Regions from separate parts of the Homo sapiens genome. Here all the other regions are linked to region 2. A link is an interaction called in ENCODE POLR2A ChIA-PET data of the cell type or tissue named here. Cell type or tissue: CD4-positive, alpha-beta T cell. All regions are shown on one strand. Links, peaks and the distances in the headings refer to the core of each region. The heading gives the core; the rest is flanking DNA. Region 1 overlaps PCED1B (PC-esterase domain containing 1B). Region 2 has its middle 60 kb from the start of PCED1B-AS1. Region 3 has its middle 17 kb from the start of LINC02156. Region 4 overlaps PCED1B (PC-esterase domain containing 1B).

Region 1 (4,650 bases), core at 280-4,279, 83 kb after region 2:
CACACATAAACACTCTACTTTAAAAATGTCAATATATTCAAATTTTGTAACATAGTGTTATATGTAATAGTCTTTGCAAAGTTAAAAGAATTCATTTATTTTGGAACTGAAATTAATGCATCACCTAGTTTGACTAATCTTTGGAAAATTGGGCTAATAGAATATTGGAAGGTGTGGGAAGAATTGTAATAGAGACCAGAAAACTAAGCAGTTTTTAAAAAATGTAATTATTAAGTTCAAGAAAAAAGCAAATGGTTAATAAAACATAACCATAGCCCGTATATTATAACATTAAGTTCTGACTGCTATCTGCATGGGCATAATAAAATGAATAATGAATATTTAACTATACATAAAATGTGAATAGAGGGTGAGGAAATGAAGAATGAAAAAAGTGGGAACAGACAACTCTGGTAGACTCAGGTATGATTTTCTTAGATCTTCCTGACTCACTTCAATATCTGATATTAAACTCTACTGGGGCTGCTGTGAGCAACCTTCTTGTTTCTGGCCCTTACTGTAGCATGTTACTTACAGGGGCTATACCTTCCTTAATACAACACCCATCCCTCCTCTACTCTACTATGGTGGGGTTTTTTTTTGGGTAGTTGCTGCCTCTAAGTGAATTTAGAAAGATAATCAGAGGAAGGAGGGTGGGTAGAGGGAAAATGAATAAATTTGTAGTCACCAGCTATCAGATAGGTTTGGATTGTACACATAATTAATATGGAGAAAAATTGTTTCATTTTCTCATGATCCTCATTTTCTCCCTCGAGACATTAGCTGTCACCTTCAGAAATATTTCTTTTTTTCTTTTTTTTTTTTTGAGACAGAGACTCGCTCCATCGCCCAGGCTGGAGTGCAGTGGCATGATCTCGGCTCACTGCAACCTCCGCCTTTTGGGTTTAAGTGATTCTCCTGTCTCAGCTTCCCGAGTAGCTGGGACTACAGGTGTGTACCACCATGCTCGGCTGATTTTTGTATTTTTAGAAGAGACGGAATTTCGCCTTGTTGGTCAGGCTGGTCTCGAACTCCTGACCTCATGATCCACCCGCCTCCGCCTCCCAAATGCTGGGATTATAGGCGTGAGCCACCGCGCCCGGCCTACTTTTAGAAATATTTCTAAAGATGAATTCCAAAAGACTAAAACAGGCTTTTCTTCCCCCCTCTCATACAAGAACACATTTCTTCATTTAACAAGTTAAATATATAATACTAATAAATAATTCACAATACTCAAAATGAAGATAATAACTTTAAAGAAGAGGAATTATGAAACAGGATAAGTGGCCAGTGCTGTTTCTGAACACAACAATGCCATTTACTCTCGAATTTAGCCACACGGCACCTTTCTCTTCCTCATTAAAACCCTGGCCACATATTGCTGCTTCTGCCATCTAAGGTCTGTTCTTTAAATAGCACATGGAACTCCGACCGGTATGACCTTTCTTGTTGGCAGGTCATCTGAGGATATTAACTGGAGTACTTTGTCCCACAGTTCCCAGAAGAGCAGGAGACCTCAATATTCTAAGAAGCTTCACTGTTGAAAGTCTAAGTAGTTTGCCAAAAATGATTGATTTTCTTTACACTAAGGAAATTTCTCTTGTGTTTGCAATAAGTAGCTATCAAAGGGACATTTGTGGTTCTAAATTAGTTCCAGTACCTGTAAAGAGACCCATCCCAGCAAGGTGCGGTGGCTCACGCCTGTAATCCCAGCACTTTGGAAGGCCTAGGCAGGTGGATCACGAGGTCAGGAGTTCGAGACCAGCCTGACCAACATGGTGAAAGCCCATCTCTATTAAAAATACAAAAATTAGCTGGGCGTGGTGCTGCGCGCCTGTAATCCCAGCTATTCAGGAGGCTGAGGCAGGAGAATCACTTGAACCCAGCAGGTGGAGGTTGCAGTGAGCTGAGATCGTGCCACTGCACTCCAGCCTGGGCGACAGAGTGAGACTCCATCTCAAAATAAAAAAAGACCTATTCCTGAGAGGAGGCAGGCAGTGGGGAGACAGATGTGTTTCAGGAGCATGGAGGGAAGTTATCTGAAAAATGCTGGCTGCAAAGGGCAAGCGGCCACTCCTGCAAGGAGGTCTCAACACAGTATGACCAAGGGCCCTGCAGGTGGCAGAGCACAGCAAAAGCACAGCAAGAGCATGTGGTATTTATTCAAAGCCAAGGGAGGTAGGCAGGAAACCAGAATGCAGCTTAGTGAGGGCAAGAGCAAGGCAGGGCCCCAGCCCCAGCAAGACTGAGCAATGAAATGGCTTTAAAATAACAACAATCTGCAGTTATCAAAACTGGGGCCAAAATGGCAGACACCCTGAAATAAACTGGTGAAATGCAATCTTAAAACAGATGAACAGCAAATGAGCTAGAATCTTGGAGACTATTTGGTTGCCTCATATGATTTATAGGACTGGAGCAATGTTGCTGATCCTTATACTGAAATTTATGTCACGGGGAGAAAATATAATTCTAACTTACTAGAGAACCATGATTGAAGCTACTCAGGGCTGAGTGGGCAGAAGTATATCTTTGTCTCTGAGGGAAATTGTAAGACTTGCTTGTAGTTTATAAAAGTCATCCATAATTTTTAATCTTTTGTTTTGGGGGTCAGCCAAAATCCTACACCCTAACTATTGTAATCCAGGCGAGTGAAGGCAGTAATCTGAATTACCATGGTGATTGAGGGTTGGGGAGAAGGTGATGGGCTGAAACAATGACTGGAGTGGAAAGGGGGAAGGGGGCAGGAATTCAGGAATTGTGAGCAGGGAATTATTATAAAGAATGGTTCCCTGGTTTCTGCATTGGCTTGAACAACTCTGAGTGGACAGTGATGCTCATAGGAAGTGGGGACGGTCAGATGCCGGAATGCAAAATCCGGTCTCACTTTGTACTTCCTGTGTGAACCTGAGTCAGTTACTCAACCTCTCTGAGGATACAACAAATTTGAGAGTTCATATTTTGGTACATATGAGAGTCTATTAATTGTTAAGCCCTACAGTAAGTGATGAGAGTAATAAGACAAATAGAATACAGCTCTTGAATTCATTTTTTGCAGTCAGCTAGGAGAGACATGCAAAAACAATTAGCAAAATACAATGGGAGAAGCGCTAAAATATCTGTGTGCATAAAGCATTCAGTAAGCCCAGAATAATGTACTCTGCTTGCAAATATGGGGATAAGGAAGGTCTCATGTAGACGTGAGGAAAGAAGAATGGACATTGGAGCTAGGCTTGAATGAATAGTTTCACCAAAATACATTTTCTTTGTGATCTTAGACAAATTAATCTCTCCGAGCCTTAGTTTCCTCAGTTGGGGTTAATGATAGTACTTGTCTCAAGGAATGATGGTTAAATGAAATAATGCATGAAAAATCCTCAGCACAGTGCCTGTTACACAGCAAGAACTCCATGAATGTTTGCTATTTTTATTACCATTATTGCTATGGAGAGCCCTGGGAGTCAGTCAGCTCTGATGGACTCAATGATGTATCAAAGTCACAGCTAGTTAGTACCAGAGACTGGACCAGGATCCAGGCTGCCACTTTTATTCTCTAAAATGAAAGGAGAGCTCTGCCCTCGTCCAATTCCACTTTTTCCACTGAAGATTAAATTGGATTCTTTTATGTAAAGTGGACTCTCCAAGTGACTTTTCCCAAAGGAAAGTTTTGAATGAAATCATTTACCATTTGAATGAGCTCATATCCAAAAGGAGCACCCATTTGGATAGAGCCGATCAGTCTGCAGTATATACAATTTCACTTTGCTTACTGGTCATCTCCATTTTTTTTCCAGGCTACATATTTTTCTTATTTCAGCCTTCTAAACTCCCTGTTCTCTGCAGCCTATTTAATTGACTTTCATATCAAAGGAAAGTGAAAGCAAAAATAGGTTTTACTTATAATCAACATGCATTTACTGTTTGTCGTGATTTAGAAGCTCTTTGCTGGCACTATGGAAAGAGGCAAAAAAAAAAAAACAAAAAAAAAAAGCGTAGCCTCCATTTTTGAAATAGTTAAAGCAAGCCAGATCCACATAAAATAAGAAAACAGTAATTCTAGAACAATGTATAGATATTCTACAGTGATACGGGGTGGATTGAATACATTTATACAAAGGAGGCAAATTAAATTGGTGTTCTATTGAGTTGGAGTTAATGAGGATGTACAGAGAGAAAACAGTCAATCATTTCTGTGGCAAGCGCCATGTTAGGTGCTCCTATAGAGTATCTAAAGAAAATGATGTCTGAGTTAGCTCAAGAAAATGGTAATGGACTCAGATTGGCAAAGAGAAAGGCAGGCAAGTGGTTCTCATCAGAATCACCAGGTCCTTAAAAAAAAAAGCACAACACAACAAAACAAAAAAACCAAAAAAACCCCAAAACTTTTGTGTCCAGGCCGCACCCTCAGCGATTCTGCCTCAATTCCTCAGGGTGAGCAGCCCAGGTGTCCAGCTTTATGAAGGTTCCCAGGGCAATCTATTTTGCAACCTGGGCTGAAAACCTCTGCTTTAGGGCAAAGGCTGGATGATGACTATGCCCAAGTCCTGGGTGGAGAGAGGCAGGCCTGCGGTATTTCTTCTTCCGGATTGCAATGGAAACATGACTTCCCCCAATTTGCCTAGGATGAGAGTAAAGTGAATGCATTGG
Region 2 (4,650 bases), core at 241-4,240:
TCTGGGACTTTTTACAGTTGTTTGTAGTAAGAGAACTCCCATTTTCATCAGTGGAACTGGACAACTACACTGGTCCAATTCAGGCAAATGGATAGAGTTCACAGCACCAAACCAGGTAGGAGTCAAGCCACAGACTGTCTGTCTTTACTCAGAGATAAGTGGCCATTATCATCCTTGTGCCTCTTTGTACTTTACTTTGACCAAATGATCCCTTTGGCTTTCGACTTACCTGGAATCTGCTGCTTAAACTGGCTAGCCTTTATTGGCATTCAGGATCTGTGGGTGGAAATTGGTTGCTGGTATTTCTGAGATGTGAAAATCCTTACCCACCTACTTTGGTTGAAGTGGTTCTAGATTGCAAAGTATTGAATACGGCCGTTTACTTATATAAAAAATACAATAGAACCTTGTATATACATAGACTACCCTCTGGGGAAGAAGAGGTAGGCTTTGGGAAACAGAGTCAAGGTAGACTTTGACTTATCTCTACTATTTGAATTTTTCATAGTGAGAATATATTTGTATGTTATTTATATAATTAAAATATCTTTAAAAAATAAGTTTAGTTGAGAGACAAAAATAATTAATGTCACGTTCTCAATTCTATATCAAGGCTGGAAATAAGAGAAAAATCCCAATTCTCAGTAAGATTGCACACATTTTAATGAAACAACAAAAGGAGAGACAGGAAGCATTCCTAGAGGTCTCTGGTGAAGAAACCTTCATATTCTTATGAAGGAATGACTCATGGATGACTCATGGTCTGTAGCTCCTTCCCCAGTCACTCCCAATTCTTGACTAAAAATATTTGCATTTCTTCCTAGTGCCATCTTCCTCCCACTCTATGCAGTGCCAGCTTGTGCCACTACCATTTTGTGACCTCCCCTTTCTGCTGCTGACCTGATGTTTATGGGAGATCAATTTTCATTCTCATCCATCACTACCAGTATGTCAGTCACTGTGCCTTCCCAGTCCCTAGCCACTTCTAAAGGAACTAGGTGCACCCACAACTTTCCTGGGGTGACTAAACCTGGCTGGACCCCTAACTCAGGGCAGCCCAGACCTCTAGGCTTGTTAGAAGCCCATGAGATATTCCAGCATGAAAAGCCTTTCCAAACAAGGTAAAGCTGGCTTCAGCAGTCTAATTCTCAGGAACTAGAATTAAGAAACACTGAGAAAATGGAGCAGTATATACTGAGAGTTGTTGAGATACTGCAAAAGAAAGAAGCCTTGAAGAAGAGTGGAGACCATGAGGGGTCATAAGTCACTTAAAGTAGAGAGGGAGCACAATCAAGGGGCGGATAGGCGTTAAGAGAAAGATTGTGAGAAAAAGGTGGGAAAGCCAGTCAATGATGAAAGAGAACCAGAGATGCCCCAAAAAACAAACTTGCAGAGGGTCAGTGGGTCATGTTAATGGTGAGTGGCCTTCCAGAAGACCCAGAAGATCCCACACTCGCACTCCCAGAATTGTCTTGGCATCTAAACAACTTTCTCATTCGTCGCCTTGAGACCTGGCTCTGACAACATTCCTACCCTTTCTGAAAGCTGGTGGTTCTGCTTTTCCTGGGTTTCCTGAGACTTTGTCATGAGCCTGAGATCACTGGCTCCTCTTTTCTAAAGGAATGGACATAGCACATTCTTCATTACTTGAGGTGACCTAAGTCTTATTCTTAAAACCAAGAGAACCTAATTCAAATGGTCAGTCCTCTTACTACAAAAGGCAGAATGGAAACAGCTGAGCAGAGTGGGAAAGCTGTGGCCTTCAAAGCAGACTGGTCTGAGTTTCAATCCAGAACCTGCCAAATGTGAGCTGTGAGACTTTTTGGGCAAGTTATCTAACTATAACACTTCTAAGAGTCGTCCTTTTTATCTTTAAATGGCTCCAGTTCAGAATGGCAGAGTGATCCAACAATGGTTTATATAAGCTGCTGGCCTGATGCCTGACACAGACTTAACACTCAATACAAGTTCATACCTTTCCTTCTTCTCTCTGGATACTTCCTGTCTTGCACAATAAAGCCCAAACTACCCCACCCCTCCAGTGGCAGTAGCTATGGTTAAAATTGTCTGCTTCCTGTCTCACTGGGTTCTGCTGTTTTGTGTTCACACACTTCAAGAGTGAAACTCAATCTGTTCAAAGCTGTAAACATGAACTTTGGGTCAGAGTTCGGTCCCCTTTCATTTAGTATCTACCAAAAGTTAATTAGAAGCACCATAATGCAATCAGTTTTTCAGGGCAGGGTGGTGGTGGGGATTACTTTCTTCATATCTACACTCATTCAGCCTGCCATCAACAAACATTTATTGAGTCACCATTGTGTGTAAAGGTACTATAAAGATAGAAGGATCACAGCATTACACACAACGAAATTGAGGTACACAGTGACCCACAGTAAGTTTATTTCCGGTTTCATTTATTTAAGATTTGCAAATGTGTGTTGTATATTTGAACAATGTAGTAAACATTGTGTGGTAGTGCTTAACTCTATTAACCAGATCTTAACTAGGATTAACTAGGATTTCATCTAAAAGTCTCTTGCAGGCCGGGTATGGTGGCTCACGCCTATAATTCCAGCACTTTGGGAGGCCGAGGCTGGTGGGGTCACTTGAGCCCAGGAGTTTGTGACCAGCCTGGGCAGCCTGACGAAACCCTGTGTCTACTAAAAATACAAAAATTAGCTGGGCATTGTCATGCACACCTATAGTCCCAGCTACTCAGGAGATGGAGGTGGAGGTTGCAGTAAGCCGAGACTGCATCACTGCACTTAAGCCTAAGTGACACAATTAGACTCTGTCTCCAAAAAAAAAAAAAAGTCTCCTGCGTATTGCCATAATGTCTTGCTCCTAGACAGGGCTCATTAAATATCGGTAGGTGAATGACTTAATACCTGTTTCAGATGCTTCAGGAATTAGCAAACATCTGTAACTCTTGCTGAGCTAAACCGGAGTATCATGTAGAAAAATATATAGTAGTAGTATAATTATAGTGGTATTAGATTATCCTAAAATCATAAATTTAAGAGGCATCCAAACACATGTTCTTCCTGAGAAACTAATTCTGCCTATTTTCCCTGCTTGGAGCTTTTTTACCTGCAAGTCTACAGACTATAATTTTTGAAAATAGATCCATATAAATCTTTCTGGAACTATTTATGTAAATGCTTTATTTTCCAGTAATCTCAGAGAATTGGCTTTCTGTACCCTGCTAATCTCCTTCTCTCAAAACAAACCAAACAAAAAGAAAACATGCTCCAGGAAACTGAGCATTCTCTATGATCTAATTAAGCAACACAGAAATATTGACATTCCACAAGTACTGACAATTATTTTTTAGCCTAAAAGACAAGAGTAAGTGTAATTATGTTGCCAGTTTAAGATCTACCTTGGAAAAATACAAACTACACCATCAAGAACTCTGTATCCTGCCTGTAATCCTAGCACTTTGGGAGGTTGAGGAGGGTGGATCACTTGAGCTCAAGTGTTCGAGACCAGCCTATCCAATATGGTGAAACCCTATCCCCACTAAAAATACAAAAATTAGCCAGGCATGGTAGTGGGCATCTATAATCCCAGCTACTCAGGGAGGCTGAGGCAGAAGAATTGCTTTAACCCAGGAAGCAGAGGTTACAGTGAACTGAGATCGTACTAGGCAACAGAGTGAGACTCCATCTCAAAAAAAAACGAAAAACAAAAAACAAAATTAAAAAAAATTATCAAAAATCAATGAGAAAACTTGATTAGTAATTAACTCTTTCTGCCACCAAAATGTCAGGGGTATAGTCTATGTCCCATTGCTCGCTACACAGAAAGCCAATCACTGATACAATGAGTATTGCCAGGGAAGAAAGGTTTTATTTAGGTGACGTGAGCCAGGGAGATGGGAAATAAGTCTCAAATCCGTCTCTCCAACTGACTAAAGTTGGGGATTTATATATCAGGGAAGGAATGTAACTATGAGCAGGAAAACAGAAATCAGGGAGGAGTAAGGAAGAGGTGATGGTCAATAGGAAGCACGCAGTCAGTTTGGGAATCATGATGGGTGAGGGATCTGGCATCTCATTGTCTGGATGCAGTGATCTGGTGAGTTTCAGTTCCTTGATACTATCTGAGAAGGCCTGATGATGATTTCCTGAGAAAGGAACTCAGATTGTAAGTTTCAAGCTTTAAGACCAGGAGGGTCAATTTCTATGTTTATTTTAAAAGACTGAAAACATCAGTTCTATGGGAAAATTAGACTGGTTTCATTTCTACTGCACACAAATGTTTCTCCCAGATACATATGTTAGGAAAGTCAGTATAAATCCCAACTTGTGTATGAAGTAATATACCTTCTGCAAGAAAGTCTCTCCTTTAAGTAATGGAAACTTAGACAATGTAGAAACCTAAGCCTAAAATAGCATTTATATTCTTTGGAAGCACTTGTCATCTGTGATGTGATATACAATATATTTCCGTACCTTTGCCTAGAAAGTTGGCCAGAACCCATTTAAATGTTGTTGGTTTAAAAAACGAAATGACAGGCTGGGTGTGGTGGCTCACGCCTATAATCCCGGAACTTTGGGAGGCCGAGGCAGGCAGTTCACCTGAGATTGGGACTTCGAGACCAGCCTGACCAACATGGAGAAACTCCATCTCTACTAAAAATACAAA
Region 3 (4,650 bases), core at 209-4,208, 120 kb before region 2:
GTACATTGATTTTGTATCCTGAAACTTTACTGAAGTTGTTTATAAGTTCCAGAGCCCTTTTGGCAGAATCTTTAGGGTTTTCTAGGTGTAGAATCATATCATCAGCAAAGAGAGATAGCTTGACTTCTTCTTTTACTATTTGGATGTCTTTTTTTTTTTTATCTTACCTGATTGTTCTGGCTAGCACTTCTGGTGCTATTTTGAATAGCAGTGAGGAGAGTAGGCATCTTTGTCATGTTCTTTTTCTCAAGGGAAATGCTTCCAGTTTTTTCCCATTCAGTATGATATTGACTGTGGGTTTGTGATAGATGGCTCTTATTATTTTGAGGCATGTTCCTTCAATGCCTAGTTTGTTAAGGGCTTTTACGATTAAAGGATGTTAGCTTTTATCAAAAGCTTTCTCCATGTCTATTGAGATGATCATACGGCTTTTGTTTTTAATTCTGTTTATATGGTGAATCACATTTATTGATTTGCACAGCTGAACCAACCTTGCATCCCACGAATGAAGCCTACTTGATCATTGTGAATTAGTTTTTTGATGTGCTGTTAGATTTGGTTTTGTTGGATTTGGTTAAAGTTATTTTTGTCTATGTTCATCAGGGACATTGGCCTGTAGTTTTCTTTTTTTCATTGTGTCTTTGCCAGGTTTTGGTATCAGGGTGATGACGGCTTCACAGAATGAGTTAGGGAGGCATCCTCCTCCTTGTTTTCTTGGAATAGTTTCAGTAGAATTGGTACCACCTCTTCTTTGTACATCTGGCAGAATTCACCCAACTGTGAATCCATCTGGTCTGGGGCTTTTTTTGTGACTGATTCAATTTTGGAACTTCACATTGATCTGTCCAGTGTTTCAACTTCTTCCTGATTCAATCTTGGGGCCTTGTGTGTTTCCAGAAATTAATCCATTTCCTCTAAATTTTCTAGTTTGTGTGCACAGAGGTGTTCATAATAGTCTCTGAGAGTCTTTTGTATTTCTCTGCGAAATACAATTTCTTGTCTTTTAGAATGCTGAAAATAGGCCACCAGCCTATCTTGGTTGGTAAGGTTTATACTGAGAAGTCTGCTGTTAGCATGATAGGGTTCCCTTTGTATGTGATCTGATCTCTGTCTTTAGCTGCCTTTAACATTTTTTTTTCTTTAATATTGACCTTGGACAGTGTAGTGACTTAATTTCTTTGTTATGTTCATTTTGAATAGTTTGTCACAGATGTTCTCTGGATTTCTTATATCCAGATGTCTACCTCTCTAGCAAGATTAGGAAAATTTTCTTGAATTATTTCCTCAAATATGTTTTCCAGGTTGTTTACTTTTTCTCTTGTCTCTCAGGAATGCCAACAATGCATAGGTTTGGTCACTTGACATAATTCTATATTTCTCAAAGACTATCTTTAAAAAATTCTTTTTAACAAAATTTTTGTGTAAGTGGGTTAGTTCAAAAGACCAGTCTTCAAACTCTGAAATTCTTTCTTCTGCTTGGTGCAGTCTATTGATAAAACTTTCAGTTGTATTTTGAAATTCCCTAAGTGAGTTTTTCAATTCCAGAAGCTCTGACTGATTTATTTTTAGGATGTTTTATCTCTTCTTTCATTTCCCAGATTACTTTAGAAGTTTCCTTGTGCTGATTTTTTTTTTTTTTTTTTTAGATGGAGTCTTTCTTTGTCACCCAGGCTGGAGTACAGTGGTGTGATCTTGGCTCACTGGTACCTCCGCTTCCCAGCTCAAGTGATTCTCCTGCCACAGCCTCCCAAGTAGCTGGGACTACACACGTGCGCCACCACACCCAGCTAATTTTTTGTATTTTTAGTAGAAACAGGGTTTCACCATGTTGGCCAGACTGGTCTTGAACTCCTGACCTCAAGTGATCCTGCTGCCTTGGCCTCTCAAAGTCTTGGGATTACAGGCATGAGCCACTGCACCTGGCCTGTGTTGATTTTCAACCTTGTCTTGGATCTTATTGAGCTTCCTTGCAATTCATGCTTTGAATTCTTTATCTGTAATTTCTGGGTTTCCATCTGGGTTAGGGACCATTGCTGGAGAGCTACTGTGATCTTTTGATGTTGTCACATTCAGATTTTTCATGGTTCCAGAATTCTTGCTCTGATTCCTTCTCATCTGGAAGTGCTGGCACTTCTAATTTTTGTAATTATTTTTGTGTGGGTAGGATTTTTGTTTTTATTTCTTTCCCTATAAAATTATTGCCTTTTCTTCTTTTTCTTTCCCTTCCCCTCTTCCTACACTCTCTAGATATTACACGGGGCTGTGCAGTTAAACAGACAAGCCAGTAGATGTCACTTATGTGTAAGAGCTGGTTGTGGCCAACATGGCTGGGTATATACCCGATCCTTGTTTACTGAGAGGAGCTCTTTGTTGCCTCAGGCAATGGGCTCATTTATGGAATGCACAGTGGTCTGAGCTCTCTTCTCAGCTCCAGGGAATGGAGGGGTGGGGCAAGATGGGTGGAGCCGAACTTGGAAGGCCCAGTTACACGTCCCCTGATGGCAAGCATAAGCACCAGTGCCAAAGGAGAATCCAGTGGGCTGCCACCAAGTTTCTAGAGGTGTGCCTAGGCATGGAGCTAGGAAACCTCCTCAGCCCCAAGTTCTCTGGATGGGGATGGGTGTCAGCCTAAACTCCTAATCCAGGAGAGTGGTGCTCCAGGGTCCTGAAGATCTCCCTGGCCATGAAGCAGAGAAAAAGTCCCCTGCACCAAGATCTCTGTACAGGAGGGGTGGGGTGACTTCAGCTGCTGAACCAAGCAAGAAGGTGATTTGAATGTCTGGAGATCTGCTTGCAGTGGAGGGGGCCCTACTGTACCACAGTCTATGCACAGGAAGGGTGGGGGTGGCTCAGGCTGCTGAACCAAGAGAGCAGGTGCTCCAAATGCCTGAAGATATGCCTAGGGGTGAAGCAGGGAGAGCCACCTGCACCAGGATCTCTGCACAGGAAGAAAGGGCCAATTAGACTTCTAGTCCATGCTAACAGGTGCTCCAAATGCCTGCAGAGTTGCCTACATGTGGAGCAGAGAGGGCCCTATGAAACTTGGTTTCATTTTGTCATTGGCAGCTGCTATGGTTTGGGTAGGATTTGTTTGTTCCCAGCAAAACTCATGTTGAAATTTGGTCCTTGTCTTGCGGGGTTGGGAAGTAAGCCTGTGGGAAGTACTTGGTCATGGAGGCAGAGCCCTCATGCATGGCTTGGTACCCTTTTGTTAGTTAGTAAATTCTTTGTCTGGCCAGACTAGGTTCATTGCTGAGAATGGATTTCTTCCCTTGAGAATAGGTTGTGGTAAAGCCAAGATGCCATTGGGCTCTGACTTTTCATAATTCCCCTTTGACCTTCTCTACCATGTTTGGACCTACCATGTGGCTCTCACCAGAGCAGATGCTAATGCTATGCTTCTTGTACTTCCCAGCCTGCAGAACCATGAGCTAAATGAACCCCTTTTCTTTGTAAATTACTGGGTCTCAGATATCCTGTTACAGCAACACAAAACAGACTAAGTGAGCAGCACAGCCACCCTTTGTGATTCAGGGGGCAGATTCTCACCTTCAGCAAATCAGTTTGGGGATGCCTGCAGGAGCTGTCAACAAGGAAGACAAAGAATGTCAACAAGGAAGACAAGGAAGACAAAGACAAAGATATCTCGGGTTCCATCCTTTCCATTTTAGCTAGAAAAAAAAAGAGAGAAGAAGATGTATGGTGAGATACAGTTGCCCCATATGGGTCTTTTAAGAAAGAAGGGAAGTCTGATTCAGTGAAAGTCCCACAGTAATTCTGAAAGGCTAGGCCAAGTGCTGGCTTCTGTCACAAGTGTCCTGACAGCTACCCCAGTCTCTACCCAAGTTTTGGTAACATTTTTCATATTTCAGATGTTTTTACAAATCCCCATTACTCAACAGTGATTGATTCCTAGTTTTATTTTAGTTGAATTAAAAACGAGTCATTGGGCTGGGAGCAGTGGCTCATGCCTGTAATCCCAGCACTTTGGGAGGCCGAGACAGGTGAATCATCTGAGGTCAGGAGTTTGAGACCAGCCTGGCCAATGTGGTGAAACCCCATCTCTACTAAAAAAACAATTAGCCAGGCATGGTGGCAGGCAGCTGCAATCCCAGCTACTCAAGAGACTGAGGCAGGAGAATTGCTTGAACCCGGGAGGCAGAGGTTGCAGTGAGCTGAGATGGCATCATTGCACTCCAGCCTGGGAGACAAGAGCGAGACTTCTTTTAAAAAAAAAAAAGAGTGATTTTGTACTATAGGAGAAAAATTCATTTGTTGTTAAAAGAGGTACATTTTGAATCTCCATGGGCACCAAGAATAAAATCACATATTTTCAAAATGCAGACACTTTGATGTTCTTAATGGTTTACAAACATTTTCAGCCTGAAATAATTACTTAATTTTTTTCAAATTTTAAGTAAATTTTTTATTGAAGTATGACATGCAATCAGAAATGAGCACAACTCATAAATGTATAGCTTGTGAATTTTCATGAAGTGAACACATTTGTGTTTCACTGTCTGATCAAGAAACAGAACATGACCAGCCACTGGAACTCCTTGAAACTCCTTTCAATTGCTCCCCACCCCCCATTATCACCATCACCACCCGACAATGGTAGTAGCTTTGCCTGTTTTTGAAATTTACATG
Region 4 (4,650 bases), core at 433-4,432, 69 kb after region 2:
CCCAAGACAGAAATCTCAAGATCATCTGTGACTCCTTCCTCTTCATCTGCCACAAGAAGAGTAGCTTCTATCTCCAAAGCTAGTCTCTGATCAGTCTACTTCTCTTCCTATAGCCTCTGCTTTAGTTCAAATCTAGAATCCTGCTGTGGTGGTGCTGTGGCTTCCAAGTTCATCTTCTTCCAATCCGTTCTCTAAACTACAGTCTTGCTCTTTCTAAGACTCAGATCTTATAATTTTACTTCCCTTCATAGGTTGAATTTAACCTGCTAAATCACATAAAATTTTTCTGAAGATACCAGCCTTTCTGCCTTAATCAAACACATTAGCCAAATCCATAGCATTACTGGGATAAAGCCTGAAGATCCCAAATTGATAAGGCATCTGGATTCCCTTTGATAACAGTATTCAATAACAATGAACACCTACTGAGTATACTATTCCAAGCATTTAAAGTGTATCAACTCTTTTCACAAAATCAACAATAATTATTATTGCTACCATTTATTGAGAGTCTACTTTAATCCAGGTGTTACATATTCATGTATTCATTATTATTACCTTTTTTTTTGAGACGAAATCTTGCTCTGTTGCCCAGGCTGGAGTGCGATGGCATGATCTTGGCTCACGGCAAACTCCGCCTCCCTGGTTCAAGTGATTCTCCTGCCTCAGCCTCCCGAGTAGCCGGGATTACAGGCATGTGCCACCATGCCCCGTTGGCCAGGCTGGTCTCGAACACCTTACCTCAGGTGATCCTCCCACCTTTGGGATTACAGGTGAGCCCAGCCTATTGTTACCTTTAAAACCACCCTGCAGGGTAGCTCTTACTGTCTCCATGAGGAATATCAGAAAAGGGAAAGGACTTCCTGGAGGGCTGGTTCTGCCTCAAGCCAATCAGCTGACACTAAGCAGTGAAGCCGGAATCTGAGGTCCCTCTGCCTGCCCTGGTCTTTGCTCACCCTGACAACCAGACACCTCACTGTGTCCTGAGCAGCATAGATGCCACACGCACAGTGCCACATAGAGAAGGGTGATGTAAATGAAAATTAAAACACTGTGACAAAGTCAAGCAGGGCATTTGTTTTTGTTGTTGTTAAGTTATTTTTGGTAGATACAGGGTCTCACTATGTTGACCAGGCTGGTCTTGAACTCCTGGGCTCAAGCAATCTGCCTGCCTCAGCCTCTCAGAATGTTGGGATTATAGACATGAACCACTGCACCCGGCCAGTGTCAGTCTTTGTTCCCTACAAGTGAAATCAAAACAGCCTCACGCCTGTAAACCCAGCAGTTTAGGAGCCCAAGGTGGAAGGATCGCTTGAGCCCAGGAGTTTGAAACCAGTCTAGGCAACATAGTGAGACCCTATCTATACAAAAATAAAAATAGCCTGGGCAGGGTGACTCATGCCTATAATCCCAGTACTTTGGGAGGCCAAGGTGGGTGCATCACTTGAGGTCAGGAGTTCGAGACCAGCCTGGCTAACATGGAGAAACCCTGTCTCTATTAAAAATACGCCTGTAGTCCCAGTTACTCGGGACGCTGAGGCAGGACTGCTTGAACCTGGGAGGTAGAGGTTGCAGTGAGCCGAGATCGCGATACTGCACTCTAGAGCCTGAGTGACAGAGTGAGACTCCGTCTCAAAAAAATAAAAATAAAAAATTAGCTGAGGGTGGTGGTGCGTGCTATACTCAGCTACTCAGGAGGCTGAGGTGGGAGGATCACCTGAGCCCAGAAAGTCAAGTCTGCAGTGAGCTATGATCGTGCCACTGCACTCCAGCCTGGGAGATGAGACCCTGTCTGAAAACAAACAAACAAACAAAAACCAAAATGGCTAAGTTTACAGCACCAAGTCTATCCCTTAACAGTATGACTGCTTTGAGTTCAGGCACGTGTCTAAGGGCAGCCGGTTCAGAGACCTTGACACCTGGTGGAGTCACAGAATCAAGACCCTGGGAAAACTTCTTATAGCTTATTTATTTAAAGCTTTACAATTGTTTACACTGCTCAGGAAAAAAAGAAAAAAAAAACCCAACAAATTATGGGTGTTCAGAGAGCTGTGTTAGCCCACAAAGTTCGAGGGAGAAACTGTCATTCACAGAGCTTGATTAACCACAGACTTAAATTTCAGGAGGAAGTAAGCTATGAAAAATCTGTAACCTCTGCCTGTCATATGCTTAGTTTGTTAAAGAAAACTAGAGAAGGAGCTTGTTATTCTTTAAATAGAAAAGCTCCAAAAAGCCCTAAAATGTTTTATCTGAATAAGTTCTCTCAGTAGGTATCTTAAGAATAATAGATTATAGTCAGGGGTTAGGGGCCAGCTCACAAGACTGATGCAAGTTCTTTAAGTTGTGATTGTGTCTGATGAAGAGGAATGCATACTTACATATTTGTGTAAGGAAGATTTCCTTATTGTCATTTCCTTCCATCGCTTGGTCCATAAAAGCAAAGAGGAAGGAAGGGAGGTCTGTGGTCATACACACTGTCACCCATGCTAAGAGAAAAGGTAGTTGAGAGCTCTGCCTGCCCACGTGCCCATCTGCTGGGTCATCCTTGTCCTATCAGGAGAGAAAGAGCACTTCCTTTCCTCAGTGGGACTGGGAGGAGGCAGCAGCCTCAGGCAGCTGGAAGGTGTGCCCCTGGGCCTCACACAGCTCTGGGGAGGTGGCACAGGGCTTCCTCTTTCATAGAGCTAATTAGGTTCTTATCTGTGCTACCAGATGAGCCCAGCTGCCAGCTCCTTACTTCATCTCAACCAATCCAACAGGCTATTCAAACCAACACTGATATTATTCTAGCAATATGTTTATGTATTTTGGACAAAAGTTTAAAGTAATTTAGTCCTCCATCTGTCACCTTCAGGCTAAAGTCCTTTATTTTCTTGGTGCATTGACCATGGGGCTCCATCTAGGCTCTGAAAGGATATTCCCTCAAGGCCCTGAGCTAGAGACCACAGGGTAACTCTACATGCTGTTCTCCTAATAAGATTTTGGTAACATCTGATTGTTTGCTAAAATCCCATTCAAAGCTCCTTCTACCTGGGCAGAGCCTGCCAAGTTGAGTTCAGCTTCAGTTGGATGAGTATGTCAAAGTCCCTGGCCATTCGAATAGCCATTTACCTAAGGCAAGAGCAAATGCTGGCTAAAGCATCTAATCACCATTTATTTATGTTGGTGATGTTGGGATTTGAGAGCACAGAGTGGAAGGTAGAAACAGGGTAGTGTCTGTAACTACCGTCAGATCTACTTCTTCACTTTCATTTTTAACATACAAGGTCCTTAAAAAAACCTTGGATTTTTTTTTTGTTGCGGGGGCGGGGTAGAGATGAGGTTTCGCTATATTGACCAGGCTGGTCTTGAACTCCTGGCCTCAAGTGATCCTTCTGCCTCAGTCCCCCAAAGAAAACCTAGCAGTTGAAAAATGATCAATTCATATAAAGAGAAACTGAAAAAAGACTTTTGCCTTGTCCCCAGCAGGCTGAGGAATTACCAAGGAGGCAGGAGGTGGAGCAAAACACACCAAGCCTGGTGCCAATCATTGACAATATTATGGTTAGTACTTACTGAGGGCTGACTATGGTTGAAACTGCCTTTGCAAAATTATGACTGAGACGGTGAAAGAGATCTAACTTAACCAACGCTAGCTATCTTGCCTCTAACCTCCAAGCTGTCCTTGTTCATTCCTGGGCATAGGCTGAACTAACTTTGGGAGAAATTTAGTTTATAGTTTGAAACAAAGATGATAACAGCCCTTTGCCAAAGCAGACCTCCTTCTTGTCTGGGGACTAGATGGCCTTTGTAGGACTAACATGAGCCACAAGATTAGAAATTATGGATAGGAGTCATGCAGCTGGAGTCTCCAAGATTCTGACCCTCCCTAAACTGCTCCCAAGATCAATGCTTGAGATATTTTGCAGACCCTGCATGTGATGGATCAGCTGACACCATCCAGATCGGTAAACTGGTTCATCTGATCTTGTGCCCTCCACCCAGGAACTGACTCAGCGCAAGAAGACAGCTTCGACTCCTTGTGATTTCATCCCTAACCAATCAGCACTCCTGGCTCACTGGCTTCCCCCAACCCACCAAATTGTCCTTAAAAACTCTGCTCTCCAAACGCTGGGGGAGACTGATTTGAGTAATAATAAAACCCTGGTCTCCTGCACAGTTGGCTCTGCGTGAATTACTCTTTCTCTATTCCAATTCCCTTATTTTGGTGAATTGGCTCTGTCTACGCAGTGGGCAAGGTGAACCCCTTAGGCGGTTACATGGTTATTGCCCCTTTTTTTTCCTTCCTTCCTTCCTTCCTCTCTCTCTCCCTCTTTTCCTCCCTCCTCTTCTCCCTCTTTCCCTCTCTTTCTTTCCTCCTATTCATAAAAACCTATTGAAACTGACTTTGCAAAAATTACAACTAAGAAAATTATGTCAGTGAAAGAAATCTGACCTAACTGACTCCACCTTGCTTCTAATTTCCAAGCTGTTACACCATTCCTGGGTATAGGCTGAACTAACTTTGGCAGGAACTTAGTTTATAGTATAACTTTGAAACAAAGACGGTAACAGCCCTTTGCCAAAACAAACCACCTTCCTACCTGAAGACTACACTGTCTTTGCAAGACTACCACCTTAGGTACCAGATTATAAATTATGGTTTAGGAG

The links. Peaks named below come from ENCODE experiments on the same cell type or tissue, not always from the same donor. Only the 100,000 strongest peaks of a DNase experiment are listed, where the experiment ranks them.
Region 1: POLR2A ChIA-PET joins it to region 2 with 14 read pairs; 12 of 35 experiments call an interaction of 5 or more read pairs at or near these places.
Region 3: POLR2A ChIA-PET joins it to region 2 with 11 read pairs; 6 of 35 experiments call an interaction of 5 or more read pairs at or near these places.
Region 4: POLR2A ChIA-PET joins it to region 2 with 24 read pairs; 14 of 35 experiments call an interaction of 5 or more read pairs at or near these places.

What each region holds. Positions count from the first base shown.
Region 1 is chr12:47,191,505-47,196,154 of GRCh38, reverse strand. The region is part of intron 2 of PCED1B (PC-esterase domain containing 1B); the gene reads right to left. Among named protein-coding and RNA genes, the nearest start is that of MIR4698, 6.0 kb to the right of the region's middle. In CD4-positive, alpha-beta T cell, for the core only: a CTCF peak has its summit at 2,155 (motif pointing right); DNase peaks (open chromatin) are centred at 2,164, 2,864 and 3,924; H3K4me3 peaks cover 1,558 bases; H3K27ac peaks cover 2,300 bases.
Region 2 is chr12:47,274,381-47,279,030 of GRCh38, reverse strand. No RefSeq gene overlaps it. Among named protein-coding and RNA genes, the nearest start is that of PCED1B-AS1, 60 kb to the right of the region's middle. In CD4-positive, alpha-beta T cell, for the core only: no CTCF peak of the experiment used is centred there; DNase peaks (open chromatin) are centred at 750 and 2,030; H3K27ac peaks cover 3,242 bases.
Region 3 is chr12:47,395,508-47,400,157 of GRCh38, reverse strand. No RefSeq gene overlaps it. Among named protein-coding and RNA genes, the nearest start is that of LINC02156, 17 kb to the left of the region's middle. RefSeq lists a silencer at 2,321-2,370. In CD4-positive, alpha-beta T cell, for the core only: a CTCF peak has its summit at 2,279 (motif pointing right); DNase peaks (open chromatin) are centred at 2,317 and 2,767.
Region 4 is chr12:47,205,404-47,210,053 of GRCh38, reverse strand. All of the region lies in intron 2 of PCED1B (PC-esterase domain containing 1B), which reads right to left. PCED1B-AS1 (PCED1B antisense RNA 1) reads left to right here. Exons shown (of 3, transcript NR_026544.1): 3 at 1-1,634. Among named protein-coding and RNA genes, the nearest start is that of PCED1B-AS1, 8.7 kb to the left of the region's middle. In CD4-positive, alpha-beta T cell, for the core only: no CTCF peak of the experiment used is centred there; DNase peaks (open chromatin) are centred at 2,073, 2,563 and 3,993; H3K4me3 peaks cover 1,487 bases; H3K27ac peaks cover 3,817 bases.